Regions from separate parts of the Homo sapiens genome. Here region 1 is linked to region 2. A link is an interaction called in ENCODE POLR2A ChIA-PET data of the cell type or tissue named here. Cell type or tissue: GM12878. All regions are shown on one strand. Links, peaks and the distances in the headings refer to the core of each region. The heading gives the core; the rest is flanking DNA.

Region 1 (5,320 bases), core at 321-5,320, 360 kb after region 2:
GCAAGGGAGAAGAGTAGAGGAGACGAAGTCACAGATTATCTGGGCCCTGGTTGGCCATCTTAAAGACTGCCTTTTACTCTGAATAAGATGGGGAACCAGTGGAGGGAGGGTTTGAGCTAAGGAGTGAGGACGTTTCAGTAATGTTATAGGGTGACTTTCGTGTGTGGAGAGTAGACTAGGGGAGGCAGAGAGGAGGCCTGGAGACCAAAGGCTATTGCAGTGAGTGTCCAGGCAGGAAGTGGTGGTGGCCTGACCAAGGTCATAGCAGGGTTGGGGGGTAGGTTGGGGGGATGCAGCAAGGTCCTGGGCAGGTTGTTAATGTATAACTCTAGAGATTTGCATAGGGATTGCACGTGATGGGGTGTGAGAGGGATCTCAGAGATGACTACGGTTTTTGGCCTAAGCAGCTAGGTGTTGGAGTTGTCATTTTCGCTGGTGGGGAAGGCTGAAGGGCAGGCATTTCTTGAGGGGATGGGAATTAATTGGAATCAAGATTCAAATGTAGGTGCTTGTTAGACATCTAAGTGGAAGTGTTGTGGAGGCGGTTGAATACCTGAGGTTCGGGGAAAGGCCCAAGATGGAGGTGTACATTTTACGTGATATTTTAAGCTTTGAAATTGAAGGCAATCACCCAGAGAGGGTGAGTTGATGGAAGAAGTTGAAGATCAAGCCCTGGAGGCTTCCACTCTGTGGAGGTCTAGGAGATAAGGAGGAACTGGCCAAGGAGAAGGGAAAGCAGCAGCTTGGTGGAGTTGGAGGAGAACCAGACAGCTGTGTCTGAGAAATGAAGCCAAGAAAGTATTTCCCCAAGGAAGGAGTAATCACCTGAATGTTAGGCTACAGAAGAAGGACCGGAGGTAGATTATAGTATGCTACGGCTTGGCAACAGGGAGATCAGGGCTGATGCTGACAAGCATTTTTTTGGTGGTGTGGTGGGATGAAGGCCAGAGTGGGGTGCGTTCAGGAGAGGATGGGAGTGGAACTGGATGCCAGTCATGATTCCTCTGGAAGCCTGTGATAAAGGGAGCATGGATAGGTGTGGTGGCAGTTCAGGGGGATAATGGGGGTGTGAGGTAGAGGAAGGCTTTTTTTAAAAGGTGGGAGAAATAACAGCATGCCCAGCGTGGGAGGGCTTGCACAGACAGAAGACTCGATCATGTTATGGAAGGGGGCCGATTGGTAGAGTGGTTGTCAGTGCAGTGAGGGGTTGGGATCGAGTGCAAAGTGAAGAGGTGGGCTTCAGACAGGGGCATGGACACTTCATAAACTGTTGTGGGATAATTTAGGAATCAGACCGAGGGGTTGAGGAGGATATATTATTTAGGTGCACCGGCCCAGTCGGATTAACATCCAAAAAGTCTGAGCCCTGAACAAGTCTGAGCCCTGAACAAAGAGTTAAGTTACCTTTTAAGGATTTCGTGGGGCGGCAGGGGGGAATCTGTGCAGGAGGAAGCATATTACAGAAGCAAGAAACAAAGACAATTATTCAATTAATTGAGACATGCATTATATCATTTCTTACTTTCCAAGGAAAAAATGTGTTTTATGGCTTGAGTTTATCTGTCTAGTGACCTTGCAGCTGCACAGCTAGAGAAACAGGGTCTTCACAATGCCTGGGAAAGGAGGAGAGATAAGGCTTACTAGCCACAGAAAAACAGGCAGATAATTTTTAAAGGGCTCCAGCTCTTTCTCTTTCTCAGGGGGAATTGGGTTTTCTTACATAGAACTGAGTTTCTGCTTACACATTCTTTAATTTCTTTTAACTCCTATTCCAAAACAAGTAAGTTCTTCTTATTTTTGGGGGGGATAGAGTCTCGCTCCATCACCCAGGCTGAAGTACAGGGGCGCAATCTCGGCTCACTGCAACCTCCACCTCGCAGATTTAGGTGATTCTCCTGCCTTAGCCTCCCAAATAGCTGGGATTACAGGTGCCCGCCATGACGCCCAGCTAGTTTTTGTATTTTTAGTAGAGACGAGGTTTTACCACGTTGGCCAGGCTGGTCTTGAACTCCTGAACTCAAGTGATTCGCCTGCCTCAGCCTCCCAAAATGCTGGGATTACAGACATGAGCCATCGCACCTGGCCTCATAATCTCTTTAGTGGTCATAAAACTTCTTCTTTTTCTTTTTATATTTTATAATTAGTCCATACTGTCTAAAATCTATGCTTTAATCCAATTTGTCATTGATCCTAGTATACTCCTTTATTACTGAAGTAGCTCTTTGAATAGTCTTCCAGGTTTTTAAGTCCTCTCCCTTCCTGTATAATAGGTTGATTGTGTCAGTTCTTTGTTGGTTGCAGAGTACAGTTCAAACTTTCCAACACACCGTTTCAGACTTTTAGAATCTGGCTCCATTCTGTTATTCTAGCTTCGTTTACTGTGTTATTTTGTTCACCTGCTGCCAAAATGCATTGGAGTATTTGCTACTGCCAGCATAGACCTAGCACTTAGAGTGGATTTTCGAGTCAGACCTGGGTTTGAATCTTACTAATTGCAACCTTGGGAAAATTGAGCTAATTTAGTCTCTCAGTTTGTTTCTTCACCTGTAAAATGGGATAATACCTACATTGTAAGATTTTCTGTGGATTCAGTGAGCTAAGTTAGTAGATATGCAATAAAATTTAATTCTTTTCCTTCTTGGCTCATGTTTATCATCCTAAATAAACTCTCTCATCCCATACTCTGCCTATAAAAGTTCTTCTCAGTCTTCAAGGCGCATTGCCAATATCCTCTCATTTTTTTTAGCTTTTCCTGATTATTTATCTTTTTATCCTTCTGCCATTATTTCCTTTACTGATTTCCATGCAGTGTGTATATGATACGTACTCTGAAAAATTGTTGAGACTAGCTAACATCTTCAGAGCACCGTGGTCAGGTTCTCTAGTAATAGCATAGGTTTTGTGCTGGTGTTTTCCAGATTTAGTCATTTGGGTACCCCTTTTACCACTTTTACCTTGTCCATGTGCCAACTATACTTTAACTGAAAATTGTTCTTTGAATGGGTTCACTTTTTAATTCAGTCTTAACAACACTGAGATCCGGGCTAGATTTTTGCTGGTTGTACTTTTTCTGTTCCGTATTAGAATGAGTATGTAACTACCAAACTTTTAAATATGTCCTAAAATCATTTGTATATACCATCAGTGTTATGCCATCTTTGCTTTCTTTACTAGATAAGTTTGTAGTAATTCATTTTCCTAGCTACACCAAGCAAAGGGCAAATTAAAATGTGTTGTATTGCATTATTATGTTAATTATAAGAAGGTAAGTTTAATGTTTAAGGTTTCTATTCTCATCTATAAAGTAGCAAAGTATTCTGAGATTTATTTTACCTCAGACTATTTGCCTATTTCCCCCTTACTAATGCTAAAAAAAGGATTTTTTTCCTAAGATTTATTAGTTTTCTAAGACAATGCTTTTAATCATTTAAAAACATTTTATAGTAATATGTGACCTATAGAAATACTTTTGTTATTGCAGTGAGATGGAAGATTTTCGAGGTATAGCAGAAGAATCATTTCCAAGCTTTCTCACCAATTCATTATTTGGTAACAGTGGGATTTTGGAAAATGTCACTCTTTCTTCAAATCTTGGCTTGCCTGTTGCTGTTTCTACACTTGCTAGGGATAGATCCAGCACTGATAACAGGTAAGATTTGTTTGAGCAGATTTTTTTCCAGGTCCATAAAGCCTATAGCATGCTGATATTTATGTTCTGTTTCTCAGTCAAGCTTGAGCTTTTTGTTTTATCTATGAGGGGGATGGCCAAATATGTGAAATGAATATAGAAAAGACAGAATTTACTGTCTTTTTCCCCATTGCTTTGCCTTTTCAGTGGGTAGGTTTGGGTGGGTTTGGGATTTGAGCACCAGTTACCTATTTCGGTCTATTTTTTTTTTTTTTTTTTGTCTATAGTGTTTTGGATTTGTATTAGTTCAGTCACACTAATGGCTAGTAATGTAAAACAAGTTGTGTTAGCGAAGTTCAAAGGCAAATTAATCATAAGGTTATAGGAGTACCTCTTGACATCAAGGGGAGGAGTGCAGAGCTTTGCTGCAAGAAGGGACAGGAATTGAGATTTAGGAAGCCATCAGGACTTGGGTTTTTGTCATCCCACTCTATTTCTCTCTGTATAACTCATTGTCTTCTCTCTTTTTTTTTTTTTTTTTTTTTTTTTTTGCTAATTAAAAAAATATTTTATAGAGATAGGGTCTTGCTGTGTTAGCTAGGCTATTCTTGAACTCTTGGGCTCAAGTGATCCTCCTGCCTCAACTTCCCAAAGTGTTGGTATTACACAGGTGTGAGCTACCATACCTGGCCTCTGCTCTTTTTTAATACACTGGTTTTATTTGCTTTTCTGTTCATTTTACAGAATATGGCAACACAGATTCTCAAAAGACATCTATGAATTACATTTCTAGCTACACAAGGAGACTACTGAACTGTCTCTTGATATCTCATGAGTTTCTGGTCCATCTTAGGTTAGGTGTCTGTTCCAAATACAGTCACCTGTGACTAGAGTTTTGGGTCATTGGATCTATTTAGAGGTATGACAGAGCCTCACTTTTTAATTCATTTCAGCCAGGTTTACTCTTTACTGGACTTGTATGGCTGTCTTTCTCTTTCTCTTCCAGCTTTCAATCTGTCCTAGGTTTCTGAGGTAACTTGGCTCTTGTCATTCTAGTAACTTTCAGCTCCTGAAGTCAAGTTTCTCTTTCTTAGAAACTCAACCAGGCTGGGCGTGGTGGCTCATGCCTGTAATCCCAGCACTTTGGGAGGCCAAGGCGGGCAGATCACCTGAGTTCAGGAGTTCGAGACCAGCCTGGCCAACATGGCAAAACCCTGTTTACTAAAAATACAAACATTAGCCAGGCGTGATGGCGCACGCCTCTAATCCCAGCTACTCGGGAGGCTGAGACAGGAGAATCGCTTGAACCCGGAAGGCAGAGATTGCAGTGACCTGAGATTGGGCCACTGCACTCCAGCCTGGACGACAGAGGGAGACTCTGTCTCAAGAAAAACCCCCAAAACTCAACCAGCTTTTATTTTCTTTACTTTTAAAATTTCTGTTTTATTACCAGATTGATGTTTGGTTAAATACACCTTGTTTTGTATCTTCAACTGGATTGTGTATAGTTTACACATCCATTACATGTAGGGTCTTGCATAATATATAAAGTTTGCCTATGCTTAAACTGGCCACTTTCTTGTCTTTTCTCAACCTAAACATTTAGTGAGGAGCACCATCTTGACCTTTGGGCTGAAGGGGTTGTATTAACACTCTCAGCTCTTTTAGCTTTAAGATTTTTGTGACTGTATT
Region 2 (5,383 bases), core at 234-5,233:
TCAATATCAGATTGAAATTTTTGTTTCCTTGTGTTTTGCCCCCTCCAAATTTTTACTTTTTTTTTAATTCTGAAAAACTTCTATTTAGTTAGATTCCAATTCTTTTGGTGACCTATGTTATGGATCAAATTATAAGGGCTGTCAATTAGGAGATAAAATGAACTAATGCTTCTTTACAAAGTGAGTACTAAACTAATGTTAAGATCATGTGGATTTTATGACAATATAATAAAACGATAATTAGATAACTGTGCCTTGTATGTAAAATCTTCATATTTCATTACCTAAATGCAGATGAATGCTGACTATATTTGTATCATCTTAATTCACAATAGTGCATTTAAGGTTTATGAAACATTTTAATATATAGTATCTCTTTAAAAATTTCATAAGCTATGAGGTTAATACAAATTACCATTAACATTTTATAGATAAGAAAGACAAAGTTCTGGAAGAAAAATTACTTACTCAAAATTGCATAGCTAGAAAAATACACACCCAGAAACCACAAAACTTACCTCTTCTGACTCAAATCAAATCCCACCCCTTTGTGTCATGTTGAATAGTATATCAAAAATTCTAACAATATAAAAATATTAAGTTCTTGCCTTTTTAGATCTAACTTGGAAAAAATTGTCCCTCCTTTCAAAGTTGAATAGAAAATGCAAAAATGGGCCGGGCACAGTGGCTCACGCCTGTAATGGTGGATCACCTGAGACCGGGAGTTTGAGACCAGCCTGGCCAACATGGTAAAACCCCGTCTTCACTAAAAATACAAAAACTAGCCAGCATGGTGGCATGTGCCTGTAGTCCCAGCGACTCGGGAAGCTGAGGCAGGAGAATCACTTGAACCTGGGAGGTGGAGGTTGCAGTGAGCCAAGATTGTGCCACTGCACTCCAGCCTGGGAGACACAGCAAGGCTCTGTCTCAAAAGAAAAAAAAAAAAGAAAGAAAATACAAAAATTAATGCCAAAAGGGATAAATTATTTTTGTTTCTCTATTATACAATATAATCCCTTGGGAAGCCTACATTTCATTTAAAACAACAGTTAAAACTTACTAAAACCTACAACAATATGTAGATGCATTATAAAATTTGAAATACAACTTCTTAAATCCTTTATTTGGGCATTGCCACTAACAAAACACCCAACACCCCCAATCTAAGGATGATGAAACTGCTACTGAAAAGAACACCACACATATATGCTGACCTGGTATTTCAGTATTATGCTTGAAATCCCTGCAATGAACACATAGAAACCCCTTAAATTTCACAATCAGAAATTTGAAATTAAATTATTAAAAAATAATAAACCAGGCCAGGCACAGTGGCTCATGCCTGTAATCCCAGCACTTTGGGAGGCCGAGGCGGGCGGATCACGAGGTCAGGAGATCGAGACCATCCTGGCTAACACGGTGAAACCCTGTCTCTACTAAAAATACAAAAAATTAGCTGGGCGCGGTGGCGGGCGCCTGTAGTCCCAGCTACCTGGGAGGCTGGGGCAGGAGAATGGCGTGAACCCGGGAGGCGGAGCTTGCAGTGAGCTGAGATCGTGCCACTGCCCTCCAGCCTGGGCGACAGAGCGAGACTCCGTCTAAAAATAAAAATAAAAAAAAAAAAAAATAATAATAATAATAAACCTACTTGTATAAATAACAAAGCACCAAATTTATTATTAATCTTACTAAAACATTGTTTCTAAGTCCCTATTTTTTCTTAAATTAAGGCAGCTCCAATGGAGTCTAACACATTTAAATGCTGTATTTATTATATGACATACTGCACTGAATTATGAAAAAAAAACTGAAATTACTAAGAGCTCTGGATCTTAGCTAACTCAATTCTGCAAATAATAATACGGTTAAATTTTAAAATGATAATTAAGCTATTCTTTATAACACAACCTGACGTTACAAAAATATGGACAAGGCAAGTAATTTTTCTTCACATTTTACTCTTCCTAAACCTAGAAAACACACCTGCTCTCAAAACATCTTATCAGGGCCAGGTGCGGTGACTCATGCCTATAATCCCAGCACTTTGAAAGGCCAAGGCGGGTGGATCACCTGAGGTAAGGAGTTCAAGACCAGCCTGGCCAACATGGTGAAACCCCGTCTCTACTAAAAATACAAAAATTAGCTGAGCGTGGTGGTGGGTGCCTATAATCCCAGCCAGTCAGAAGGCTGAGGCGGGAGAATCGCTTGAACTCAAGAGGCAGAGGTTGCAGTGAGCCAAGATCGTGCCATTGTACTCCAGCCTGGGCGACAAGAGCAAAAGTCCATCTCAAAAAAAAAAAAAAAGAAATCTTATCAGAAGACCAAGAACCTATAGTGAGATAGTTCAGTACTCAAGTTAGTCTAAACAGGACTGCAAAGCTGCTTTACTAAGAAATATTTGAGTATTTCACTTACCTCTGTTTCCATACATTGTGAATATCCCAATTTACCTGTAATAAAAATGAAAAGGATTACTTTAAAAAGATTTCAGCTTTTTTAAATCATTGATAAAAATATTTGAGCTTCTCTGGCTATGGCTTTATTATGTCTATGAGAATATCTATGCAAATGAAAGATGCTAGAATGACCAAATATCCCTGAAGGTCCTACTTAGAGATTTAAGTTTAAATAGGCCCATTAAAAAATAACAAAGAAAAAAGGTGAGAAAAAAATGCTTAACTGTAATAAGATCTAAAACATATGTACATATTTAATACAGATATATAAATCAATCAAACAAAAACATTTGAAAGTCTTGCTTTCTTTTAAGAAACACCTTAAAATACTTTAAAGGTATTTTATTTTAAGTATACCTTAGGAAATCTTAAAAGACTGCAAATATATTTCCAGTTTAAAGATACAGTGATCATTTCAATGAAAGGAATAATGTTTAAATTCATACTTTCTTTAATATATGCTGACTGTTTTTCTTTAATATATGATTAGGCAAAACCATATAATTAATTGAGTAATTTTTCCAACAGAGGCTCACTTAAAGAATAATTAGAACTGAACAATATTTGGCTGCACCAACATTAGTATTTTTCTCCATCACTGATACATAATACCAAAGAACATGAACAATTAATACATTTCTGTCAATGTCGCTGACAAAAACATACTTCTTAAACAAAAACAGCTATTTTAAAGAATCACTTATTAAATAGTTTTAACAAAAAGAACGAATAACACAATTATACAATTAATTATACTGCGTACTAGAAAATTGGGTTTTTTTGGTTTTTTTTGTTTTTTTTTTTGAGAAGCAGTCTCACTCTGTCACCCAAGCTGGAGTGCAGTGGTGTGATTTTGGCTCACTGCAACCACCCACTCCCGGGTCCAAGTAATTCTCCCACCTTGGCCTCCTGAGTGAGTAGCTGGGACTACAGGCACCCACCACCATGCCCAGCTAATTTTTGTATTTTTAGTAGAGATGGGGTTTTGCCATGTTGGCCAGGCTGGTCTCGAACTCCTGACCTCAAGTGATCTGCCTGCCTCGGCCTCCCAAAGTGCTGGGATTACAGGCGTGAGCCACCATGCCCAGTCAGTACTAGAAAATTTAATTTCCCCAGACTACACTTAGATTTCACTGACCTAAATTCAAATATGCATTTAGCTCTATACCTTTCCCTTCACCCAATACTATCCTCCCACTTCTTCCTCTCCCCAGGATTTACCCTCACACCTAGCCCACAGTGGTTATTCTAACAGCCTTGTTATTTTTTTAGTACTTAACTAGAATTTCTATGCCTCAGACTGTATTATGACATCACAAAAGAAAAATCACAAATAATAGCTTTTGTATGCTCCCAATTCTTAAAATAAAAAATAAAATTGAAACCACAATTTCTTATTTGAAATGAGTTGGTTGAAAAAAAAACAAAAATGAAAAAATAAAAGAAGACAACCACAACTCCTCATCTCTTAATGATCCTAATGAGAAACACTGGCTGAAACTGAGACCAGAAAATAAGGGGCCTTAGGTTCTATGAATTAAATTAAAAATTATATATGAGCAATAAAGACTACATGAACATATATATAAAATGAGCTTACTAGCTAAGGGTTTATATAATAGGGTTTGATAAGTATAAGACTGTTATTTTACTTATATATTTATTTATTGTTACATAAAACTCTACATTCAACAGTGATTTATAACATACATTTTATTTATTTATACATATGATTGTTTGTTCAGACCATTAATGCTTTTGGTAGTTAAGAATACTTAACTCCCATAAAATTGGTAATTAATTTTACTCGGCAAAGTACTACTGGACAGAAACAGCTCAAGGAAGGGTACAGACTGCCTTTCGGCAAACAGTTACTGAGAGCCTACTCTGCATGGGGGGAAGAGAGAGAGGGAGGAAGAGAGGAGCACTCAGGCAAACTGTAACAGAGAGTAGCCTCTTTAAGAGTATATGAGTTGGCCAAGTGCAGTGGCTCACGCCTGTAATCCCAGCACTTTGGGAGACCGAGGCAGACAGATCATGAGGTCAGGAGATTGAGACTATCCTGGCTAACATGGTGAAACCTCATCTCTATTAAAAATACAAAACATTAGCCGGGTGTGGTGGCAAGTGCCTGTAGTCCCAGCTACTCGGGAGGCTGAGGCAGGAGAATGGCGTGAACCCGGGAGGCAGAGCTTGCAGTGAGCCGAGATTGCGCCGGTGCACTCCAGCCTGGGTGACAGAGTGAGACTCTGTCTCAAAAAAAAAAAAAAAAAAGAGTATGTGAGTTTACATCTTCAGTAGGATATATTCTGAAGATAAAGAGAATTACAAAGAAATCTATAAGTTTTTGTAGTACGTTTCTTGTTGGTAGTATAAAATTCTGAAACTATTTTAATGTATTGCAGCAATGAGCACATGAGTAAATACACTGATATTGCTGGGAGTCATGACTTACACTATGGGAGAAGGAATACACAAACCTAACGTGAGAAGAAAAGGAGCCCTGTGGTGGCAAACTGTAACTAGAGATATTACACAACTTCAAAACATTTCCTAGCTCTGCTCATCAAAAGTGGGAGAAGCCCATGGGGCACGCCAAGCCCATTCCCCTTCAACAGAATCAGGATTCCTTGGGAAATTGGCTGATTTCAGGGCTGGGACAGGGAAATTACAAGGTAAGTCAGGAACATCTTTTTGTACCAGAAAACAATGAAGTGCTTAAAAACAATGATAGAGGAGTGCCAAAAGGGCATAAGAGTCTATAAAATAAGATTTTTTTCAATGACCTGCATTATAAAACTGAAAATGCTGTAAAAGTACTAAAAATTTTTGTGAGAATTCAACAGCTCTTGGTCATTCAATTTGAATTGGTGAGTAACTCACGGTAATATGAAAAGGCTGTAAGTACAAAGTATTTGACCAACTAC

The links. Peaks named below come from ENCODE experiments on the same cell type or tissue, not always from the same donor. Only the 100,000 strongest peaks of a DNase experiment are listed, where the experiment ranks them.
Region 1: POLR2A ChIA-PET joins it to region 2 with 5 read pairs; 2 of 35 experiments call an interaction of 5 or more read pairs at or near these places.

The regions. Positions count from the first base shown.
Region 1 is chr18:12,995,940-13,001,259 of GRCh38, forward strand. CEP192 (centrosomal protein 192) reads left to right here. Exons shown (of 45, transcript NM_032142.4): 2 at 3,482-3,649. The coding sequence starts at 3,486. Among named protein-coding and RNA genes, the nearest start is that of CEP192, 7.2 kb to the left of the region's middle. RefSeq lists a silencer at 4,605-4,684. In GM12878, for the core only: no CTCF peak of the experiment used is centred there; a DNase peak (open chromatin) is centred at 2,962; H3K4me3 peaks cover 2,725 bases; H3K27ac peaks cover 4,344 bases.
Region 2 is chr18:12,632,647-12,638,029 of GRCh38, forward strand. SPIRE1 (spire type actin nucleation factor 1) reads right to left here. Exons shown (of 17, transcript NM_001128626.2): 2 at 2,416-2,450. Among named protein-coding and RNA genes, the nearest start is that of SPIRE1, 23 kb to the right of the region's middle. In GM12878, for the core only: no CTCF peak of the experiment used is centred there; no DNase peak of the experiment used is centred there.